2 separate regions of the Homo sapiens genome follow, and region 1 is linked to region 2. Evidence: chromatin contacts called from ENCODE Hi-C or POLR2A ChIA-PET data. All regions are on one chromosome and are shown on one strand. Each heading gives the region's core, a stretch centred on a gene start or an enhancer-like site at or near the end of the contact. The rest is flanking DNA. Distances are from core to core; before and after follow the strand shown.

Region 1 (5,034 bases), core at 2,525-5,024, 390 kb after region 2:
AAAATTAGCCGGGTGTAGTGGTGCACGCATGTAGTCACAGCTACACTCAGGAGGCTGAGGCGGGAGAATCGCTTGCACTTGGGAGGTGGAGGCTGCAGTGAGCCGAGATTGTGCCACTGCACTCCGGCCTGGGTGAAAGAGCAAGACTGTCTCAAAAACAAACTAACAGAAACATAATGACCGTTAACACTTTGATGTCAGAAACATTTTAAATGGTATTAGAATTTTCAATACAAGTGCAGTAGTATTTACTTTAAAATGTTTTTTTCCAGCACATGTAAAATCAAGGACTATTTCTATGGCCTTGCTCTGTAAACAATCATGTCAACAATAATTGCCATAATTTCCTTCTCTCAAGCATTCTCAAAAACACCTACCTTGCTGGGGTGAATGCCTACGTGGACAGTTGTGCCATTAGCCTTTTCCCGCTGCACCCGTTCAATGTAGATAACATATTTCTTCCTGTAAACCTGGACTACTTTGCCAATTTGCTGACCTTTATAGTGTCCACGTACAACCTAAGAGCAAATTCAAAAGTAACAAATATTTGAATAAAAGATTAACCTTGTAAATCAAGTAAACAAACTCATGCATACACCATTCACCCTATCATTATATTAAAAGGTTAAAAAAAAGAGCCCACTTCGGCAACCTGTAAGAAGTTGACAACAAGGAATCTGTTACTCCATCTCAAAAGCAGCAACAGACCAAGAGTATTTAAATCTGAACCCATTAATGTGTGCAACCTAGTGCTAGTCAGAGGGCAGCAACAAATGCTTAACGGAACAAACCAATTCTTTCCCAAAGGTTAGTGGACAGGAATCCCAGTGGTCCTCAGTTTGTGAGGACAAGTATTTCTGAACAGATTCTTCTTCCCAGTTTGTGACTTTCTTGCATTGGTATGTATTGAAAACAGAGATGACAGTTTTCAAGGTCTACTGGCAAGTTTAGCACTACTGCAGCAGGGACCAACGGCTGTTCTCAACCCACACTGCTTGTTTGGGAACCCATTTCATCTTTTTGAAATAGGCATGAAAAAATATTGATGGTGTGTATGTAAATGGCTTTAGAGACTGCCTGAATTCTTTAATCACTAGCTGCACTACAGATTACACCTAAGGGTCATTTATAGAAACCTTCACCTAAATAGATGCAACAAATTATTTACCTGTAAGTGCAAACGATAACGTGACTGTGCTTCAGTTACAGCTCCTGAATCTAGATTGGGAGCAATTCTGTTTACTGGTCCTCAACTGCCTCTTCAATGACCAAACATTGAAACCTCCTTTCCAAAAATTGCCAACAGTGAGAAAATTACAGCAGTTAAAGAGAACTGACCTAACTCCCATCTTGCTTCTAACCTCCAAGATGTCCTTGTTCATTCCTGGGCATAGACCAAACTAACTTTGGGAGGAACTTAGTCTACAGGTTAACTTTGAAACAAAGATGCTAACAGTGCTTTCCTGAAACAAACCCCCTTCTTGCCTGGGTACCAGACTGCCTTTGTAGGCTAACAAATTAGCTGCAAGACTAGAAATTACAGTTTAGGCAGCTAGAGGCTTCCCCAATTGCTCCTAGGGATAACACACTGTAAAGCCTAAGATTTGTGTGATTTTTTTTTTTCAGACCCTGCACTGATGGATCCGCTGGTGCCACCCAGATCAATAAACTGGCTCATCTGATCTTGTGGCCCCCATCCAGGAACCAACTCAGAGCAAGAAGACAGCTTCAACTCCCTATGCCTTCATCTCTGATACGACCTGTCAACACGCCCCACTCCCTGGCCCCCTACCTGCCAAATTATCCTTAAAAAAACTCCCATCCCTAAATTTTCCGGGAGAATGATTTGAGTAGTTAACTCTGGTCTCTCGTTCTGGCTCTGCATGAATTAAACTCTTTCTCTATTGCAATTCCTGTCTAGATAAATCGGCTCTATCTGGACAGCAGGCAAAATGAGCCTGTTGGGTAGTCACAATATATTGATAAAAGGATTAATCCCAAAGCAATGTTCTGATTATGTCACCTAATTATGGTCACATCATCTGACGTTTGAGGAAACTGATTTTCGGGCAGGATCCCCAGGAGTTGGAGACCAATCTGGGCAGTAAAGTGAGACCCCTCTCTACAGAAACAAAAAAAAGGTCCTACATGGGAGCATCACTTGAGCCCACAAGAGCCATGACCACGCAACTGCACTCCAGTCTGGGTAAGAGTGAGACCCCATCTCAGCCGGGCGCGGTGGCTCACGCCTGTAATCCCAGCACTTTGGGAGGCTGAGGCGGGCTGATCACCTGACGCCATGAGTTCGAGACCACCCTGCCCAACATGGTGAAACCCCGCCTCTACTAAAAACACAAAAATTAGCCGAGCCGTGGTGGCGGGCGCTTGTAATCCCAGCTACTCGGGAGGCTGAGGCAGGAGAATCGCCTGAACCCGGGAGGCGAAGGTTGCAGTGAGCTGAGATGGCACCACTGCACTCCAGCCTGGGGGGGACAAGAGCGAGACTTCATCTCAAAAAAAAAAAAAAAAAAGATTTTCACCAAATAATACAATTAAAAACTGAAAAGCAGCTTACTTACTGTTTTTTGGTCCCTGGCTCAACTCATCTTGCCACTCTTTGGGAGCAAGAGTCTCAGAAGCATCTTTCTCAGGAATGCAATCTCTCTTCTAAGCTAAGTGCGTAAAATATCCATCAAGACAACGAGAACAAGTAGGGATACACACCTGAACTTCATCATCCTTTCGGATGGGCATGGATCGCACGTTGTACTTCTGTCTCAGCTCTTTGGAAAGAGGGGAAGACATAATCTTCCTTCGAATGTGGGAAGGTGCATTGAAATGCCTTTTGCGATTCTTGCTTCGGTCGGAAGTCACAAAGGGATTAAACTTCATTTTGGCTAAATAAAAAGTTAAAAAGACTCTTAAATGACCAAAATCTCATCCAGCTTCCAAACAAATAACCGCAATGATTTTATCTTGATAGTCTAGAATGATCATAGGCAGTGTCATGTTGTGCAACTTCAACAAAAACTGTTTGATCGGAAGGGCCTATCAACCGAAGCTCGAAACTTTTTATTTTTTGTTTTATTCGGGTGTTTTCTGTATATGTTTACGGACTAAAGACTTTTGCATCAAAAACACTTGTCCTAGTTATAAGACCTTTTAGTTACACTCTCCCAACTCCTCAAGTAGTGCCTGAGGAAATCAAGACTGGACTTACATCTCTGCTGAGCAGACCGACAACGCAATTCTCTTAACTATAACCTCACGTTTTAGAAGGTACAATCAACGTTCATCTTCTACAGGCTTAAGAGTGAATACGTATAGCCCCGCCAAAATGAATAAGGCCCACCAACCCGAACCTGGAAAAGCCTGCACACGTCTCGGGTCCTAAAAGCCTCCCAGTGGGCAAGTGTGGTCTGGAAATTCCGTGAAGACTTTACCGAGAAGTTACTTCGAGACCATTCTCTAGGAAACGACACTACCCAGACTCCAGTCTATTTCCACAGGCTCCCTTCCCTCAGCTCGTTTTCGAGTTCCCAAATCCCCGGTCCCTCCATCCATCTCCGGCCCGGCGGCCCTTGATTTAAGAAAGCAACAGATAAAAAACCATCCCAGTCTCTCCTTCCTGGCTGCTACTCGGCCGACAAGAGACTCTCGGGGTCCCCGCGGTCGGAAGCCACCATGCCCAAGAACGGATGGCTGCTGATTACACCCGCTTGCCCGCCGAATCCTTACCCGCTCCCGCTTCGGTGATGGCCGCAAAAGGGAAGAGAACTACACGCTGCTTCCGGTTCTGTAAGTTTACCAAAGATCTCGCGAGACCTATGTCTCTCGGAGCGAGAGGGGCGCGGAGTTTGAGCGAGGGGAGTAAACTGGGAAATAAATTTATGGCTAGTGTCACCTAGTGGCTAGGAGGGGAACTGCGAGGGATTGCAAAACTCCCCTCCTCCAGGTCCTAGTGTCTCCCTTCCGAGACCCGGGTGCTGCCGCTGAATCCTCTGGGAAGGGTAGTCCCGGGGCTATTGGCTAAGGCTGCTCAGGGTCCAACTGCCCCTGGGGGTGATGAAGGAACGAGCGGCCCCAGGAGACCGCCCAGGAGACCCGCTGGTACCTTCACTCCCAGGTGCCGGGGCGGGGGCCGGCACCCCTTAGCCGGGGAAGCGCAGGCCCTGCTTCTGGCCGCCAGGAGGCGCGGGGACGCCGGCCGGCCGGTCGCCTGGGTCCCTGCACTCACCGTCCCCTCCCGCCCGTGGCGTGGGCGCGGCCAGCGTGCCGGTACTTTAACGAGCTCCACCGCGACGCCGGCCACCGCCCCTGCACCTGGGCGTCTGCTGACCGCACAGCAGGGCCCGCCAGAGATTCAGTTCTGGGTGGTGAGGGGCCTTGCGAGGACCAGGGCCACCGATCGCCGCCTGCCCCCGCGGAAATAGGTCCAAGGCCGCGTTTCCAAGGCGCCCCCAGTGCTGTGGGAGGTGCTGGTCCAGACCACGCTTCGAAGGAGCCAGGCGAGAGGAAGCCTCTCGGTGCGGGGAGCTGCGCGGGTTTCTAAATGCTCGGCCTGTTTGCGTCCAGTTCAGGACCAGACGGAAGCCGTGCGCTCCCTGCAAATGGTTTCTTTTCTTCTTCTTCGTGTGTGTGTGTGTGTGTGTGTGTGTGTGTGTGTGTGTGTGTGTGTGTGTGTGTGTGTGTGTGTGTCTTTTTCTTCTTTTTGAGACAGTTTCGCTCTTGTTGCTCAGGCTGGAGCGCACTGGCACGATCTCCACTCACTGCAACCTCCGCCTCCCGGGTTCTCCTGCCTCAGCCTCCTGAGTAGCTGGGATTACAGGCGCCCGCCACCACGCCCGGCTAATTTTTGTAGTTTTAGTAGAGACGAGGGTTCACCATGTTGGCCAGGCTGGTCTCGAACTCCCGACCTCAGGCAATCCGCCCGCCTCAGCCTCCCAAAGTGCTGGGATTACAGGCGTGAGCCACCGCGCCCGGCCCCTGCAAATGGTTTCTGAGGCAGCGGCAGTGCAGCAGGCACCGGCGCTG
Region 2 (4,964 bases), core at 463-2,962:
ACAGCACTGTTGCAGCCGTTTTGCCACAATGAGGGGAGGGCCTTTGGGAGGATAAAGCCCAGCATAGAAGAGAGCAAAGCCTGAGGCCTGCGGCATCTATGCCTGAATCCAGCTGTGCCTGAAGGTAGCGCTGTAGCTCAGGTTTCCAGTTACAAGAACCCATTCAACCTTTCTGCCTTAGCCTGGTTAGTATTGTGGTCCCACTGAACGTACCATTCAGGAGAATCACGTTTAAAAGTGGCACAAGACAAAGACATGAATCTGAATACCTTCAGACATAGTCTACAGCTCCCCCTGGTGGAAAACATTGTTTTTTAGAGTCCAGCTACTAGGCCTTAATTTTTATCCACCACGTGTCCCAATAGTCTGTATATATCTAGGTCAATTTAGAACATCTTTTCTAGTTCAAAAAGCATGTAATTGCTGCTATTTATAATCCTGATCACAGCCCATTCCGGTAATACTTTGTAATTCAGAACTATAATCCCCAACGAAACATGTCCCAGAATCAAGCAGTGAATGTAGAATGTGCTAGATCATTAGGACTCTTTTTTTTTTCTTTTTGAGATAGGGTCTCGCTCTATTGCTCAGGCTGGAGTGCAGTGGTGTGATCAGGTTCACTGCCGTCTCGACCTCCTGGGTTCAATGATCCTCCCGCCTTGGCCTCCCAAAATGCTGGTGATTACAGGCAGGAACCACTGTGCCCAGCCAGGAATCAATGTTTATAATTATCAAAAAAGAGACAAGAAGAAAGGAGGAAACACAAAACCATAATGCGGAAGAATGTTAAAATCCGGTCAAGTATAACTTCATTGATTTCTGGTTTCAAGGATTGTACCCCACAATTGTCTCTTTTCTCCCCACACGTCATGGAAATGATCAGAAAGAAGTAATTGTATGACAGTTTAAAAAATGAACTGTTCCGACCTGGAGCGGTGGCTCACGCCTGTAATCCCAGCACTTTGGGAGGCCGAGGTGGGTGATCACCTGAGGTCAGGAGTTCGAGACCAGCCTGACCAACATGGTGAAACCTCGTCTCTACTGAAAAAAAAAAATGCAAAATTAGCCGGGCATGCTAGCGCATGGCGGAGGTTGCAGTGAGCCGAAATCGCGCTATTGCACTCCAGCATGGGTAACAAGAGCGAAACTCGGTCTCGGAAAAAAAAAAATCTGTTCCAGCAAATGATAAAGCTGGAGAGAATGTTACTAACAGAACTGAAAATCTGAGGAATTTGAGGAAATGTGTTCTTCGTTGAGAGCAAAGTCACGCAGTGCTGAGCTGAGCACCCAGCGCAAAGGAGGGGCTCCCTAAAGGAAGGTGGAAAGGTCTCCCCAGTAGAGCTCCGCCCAGCCCCAGCTCTAAGCAGCGGGCCCCGGGCATCAGGGTTTCAGGGCTGAGGAATGTCCAGCGCCGCCCGATCGCGCCTCGCTTCCTCCATCACTAAACCACCGGGGGACTGACTGCCCGAGGCTGGTGCAGAAGCGGGTGCGGAAGCGGGAGAGGGAACGCGCGTGGCGCTCCAGCCGCCACCCCAACCCTGCCACTTCCGCAGCTGCCCGGGCGCCGCTGCACCCGGACCACTCTGCGGTCTACCCGCTGCGGCCAGAAGAAGAGAGACTCCGGGGAGGGTGGCCCTGCCGCACCCTGGCCTTCACAGAGCAGGGGGCGGAAGAGCCCAGGTGCCCTCGGTGCCTGCGCAACCTGAGCCCCGGCCGCCTCGCGCCTTATCCTTGGGGCTCCCCCTGGCGGCTAAGCCGGTCCCTGCAGGGAAACGTGCCCGTTGTCTCATCTGCATCCACTTAGCACCAAGACGGGGTAGCTGAGGGGGTCGGCGGAAGAGGAGAGGGGAGGCAGCAAAAGATGATCCATGCGGACGACCAGGGAGCCCACACCAGCCTCCAAGCGCGTCAGCCTCCAGCTCCACTCCCCAGGGTGAAGAGTCAACGGACAATCACCCCGAAGTAAGGCCCTACCGCCTCCTGAAAAAGGTGGTTAAAGAAGGGCAATCCGCTAAAGAATAGAGTACACGGGCCGGGCGCGGTGGCTAACGCCTGTAATCCCAGCACTTTGGGAGGCCGAGGCGGGCGGATCACGAGGTCAAGAGATCGAGAGCATCCTGGCGAACACGGTGAAACCCCGTCTCTACTAAAAATACAAAAAATGAGCCGGGCTTGGTGGCGGGCGCCTGTAGTCCCAGCTACTCGGGAGGCTGAGGCAGGAGAATGGCGTGAACCCGGGAGGCGGAGCTTGCAGTGAGCCGAGATAGCGCCACTGCACTCCAGCCTGGGCGGCAGAGCGAGACTCCGTCTCAAAAACAAAAAACAAACAAACAAACAAACAAACGGAATGGAGTACACGAATTATAAGTACAAGAATGTACTTAAAATATTCAAATTAATACCCTCAATAACATTAATGCCAGAATCTTGCATTCACAATAAAAAACTTGGTGTCCAAAATGTGGTACATCCATGCAATGGAGTATTATTCAGCCTCTAACAGGAATGAAATTCTTACACATGCTATAATGTGGGTGGACCCTGAAAACATTACCCTGAGTGAAATAAGCCAAATACGGAAGGACAAATCCTGTATGATTCCACCTCTACGAGGTACTTAGAATAGGTAAATTCATACAGGAGAAAGTAGACTAGAGGGGCCGTCGTTGTTTAATGGGTACAGAGCTTTTGTTGGAGATGGTGAAGAGTTTCAGGTGTAGTGGTGATGGTTACACAAAAATTTTGGCTGTACTTAATGCCACTAAACTGTACACTTAAAAATGGCTAAAATGAGGCCGGGCGCGGTGGCTCACGGCTGTAATCCGAGCACTCTGGGAGGCCGAGGCGGGTGGATCACCTGAGGTCAGGAGTTCGAGACCAGCCTGGCCAATATGGCGAAACCCCGTCTCTACTAAAAATACAAAAATTAGCACGTGCCTGTAATCCCAGTCTGAAGGTATTCAGATTCATGTCTTTGTCTTGTGCCACTTTTAAACGTGATTCTCCTGAATGGTACGTTCAGTAGGACCACAATGCTAACCAGGCTAAGGCAGAAAGGTTGAATGGGTTCTTGTAACTGGAAACCTGAGCTACAGCGCTACCTTCAGGCACAGCTGGATTCAGGCATAGACGCCGCAGGCCTCAGGCTTTGCTCTCTTCTATGCTGGGCTTTATCCTCCCAAAGGCCCTCCCCTCATTGTGGCAAAACGGCTGCAACAGTGCTGTCCTTCATCCTCCCAGACTTAAATCCAACCAGCAAAGACCCCACTTACCTAATGGCTTCCACAAAAATCCAAGAATTGAGTCTCTTTTTATTTATTTATTTATTTTTTTGAGACGGAGTTTCACTCCTTTGTCCAGGCTGGAGTGCAATGGCAGGATCTTGGCTCACTGCAACCTCCGCCTCCCAGGTTCAAGGGATTCTCCCGCCTCAGCCTCCTGAGTAGCTGGGACTACAGGCACCCGCCACAATGCCCGGCTGATTTTTTGTATTTTTAGTAGAGATGGAGTTTCACCATGTTGACCAGGCTGGTCTTGAACTTCTGGCCTCAGGTGATCCACCCGCCTAGGCCTCCCGAAGTGCTGGGATTACAGGTATGAGCCACTGCACCCGGCCAAGAATTGAGTCTCTTGACTAACTGGCCTGCTTTTGGTCGGATGTCCACTCCCGAGCCCATCACAGTCACCAGGCAAGGTGATGGATTGGCAGGGCCTGGCTCACACCAGGCTGAGGGTGTAGCCAGTTTAACCTAGATGACAAGGACTGTAGCTGGGACTACAGGTGCAGGCCACCACGCCCGGCTAATTTTTTGTATTTTAGTAGAAATGGGATTTCACCATGTTGGCCAGGATGGTCTCGATCTCCTGACCTTGTGATCCACCCACTTCGGCCTCCCAAAGTGCTGGGATTACAGGCATGAGCCACTGCACCCAGCCTGTTGTGGCCATCTTTAGAAAATACAATACGCCACAGCCTGCCCTCTGACCACAACTCACATTCCAACCACATGAAAACACAAGGCTCTTCCCATTATGGCATCAACTCAAGGTCTAGCACTTCTGCATCCAAGTTGGGTCCAGAGGCAGCTGAGTCTCCACAGGTGATTCACCAACTTTCTGCAGCTCTCAGGGTACCTGTTCTGGATTAAAAATGAGATCATCCCAGCTCTGTGGGGTGGTCAAGAGCTTCCCTGGAATGTGGCATCGTAACATTCCACTAGCACTCCCTGAGCACCTTACATGCCCAGCTCCACTGTGTGGACCCATGGAAAACCTGGATGAACAGGAAAGACCCAGAATTTGCCAATGCAAGCTTTGGTGTAGGCTGTCCTCTGTGACTGTCACTGGTTCCACTGATGCAGGGCAGGTGAGCCCCAAAATTGAGGCTTAGCCAGGGAGGGTTCTTGGCTTCACCCAAGAAAGAATTCAAGGGCAAGCTGGTGGCAAGGGGTGGATATGCAACAATTTCTAGAAAAAGGTTGGTAACTTCTGGGTTGTTGAGTTGTTGCCATGGAAAGGGGTAGTAACTTCTGGGTGTTGCCATGGCAATGGTAAACTGACATGGCACTGGTGGGCGTGTCTTATGGAGTGGTGTTCTCACCTCTTCCGTGTTTCAGCTAGTCTTCAATCTGGTCCAGAGTCCAAGCCCCACCTCTGGAGTCAAGTCCTGCCTCCTATATCACTGCTACTTGGATGTCATCCCCAATCGTGGAACCTTCTTCAGGTTCCTTAACTTTACTACATTCAACTGTAAAATCTCATAGCTACATTCCATGGTGACTTCAGGTTTTTGAACATATGCTGATAAATACTTATTTGGAGGGATCACACAGTGGTCCTGTCAGCCAGCCTCACTTTCCATTGTGGTTACATCCTCATCTGTAGAGCAAGGCTTCTTACCATTTTTTTGGAATATTTATCTTATGAGAAATGGGAATACTGAAAGCATAACTATTAAGACTTCA

Evidence for each region. A loop is a pair of places that touch in the nucleus more often than their neighbours do. ChIA-PET counts read pairs that join two places held with the same protein, here RNA polymerase II (POLR2A). Pooled maps may share reads with other maps.
Region 1: a pooled map shows a loop between it and region 2 (4-fold over the local background). The contact joins the promoter of RPL26 here to the enhancer-like site in region 2. A Hi-C loop is called at or near these places in 3 of 50 pooled maps. POLR2A ChIA-PET finds 5 or more read pairs at or near these places in 2 of 52 experiments (HEK293T and activated CD4-positive, alpha-beta T cell).

The regions. Positions count from the first base shown.
Region 1 is chr17:8,379,419-8,384,452 of GRCh38, forward strand. It overlaps RPL26 (ribosomal protein L26), which reads right to left and starts at 3,775. Exons shown (of 4, transcript NM_000987.5): 1 at 3,739-3,775; 2 at 2,725-2,897; 3 at 378-518. The coding sequence starts at 2,892. RefSeq lists enhancers at 3,233-3,950, 3,530-3,699, 3,951-4,668 and a silencer at 4,100-4,369.
Region 2 is chr17:7,988,604-7,993,567 of GRCh38, forward strand. No RefSeq gene overlaps it. Among named protein-coding and RNA genes, the nearest start is that of GUCY2D, 12 kb to the right of the region's middle. Within about 2 kb of position 1,713, at least 25 of the 41 ENCODE cell types and tissues checked have a DNase peak (open chromatin) inside an H3K27ac peak, as active enhancers do.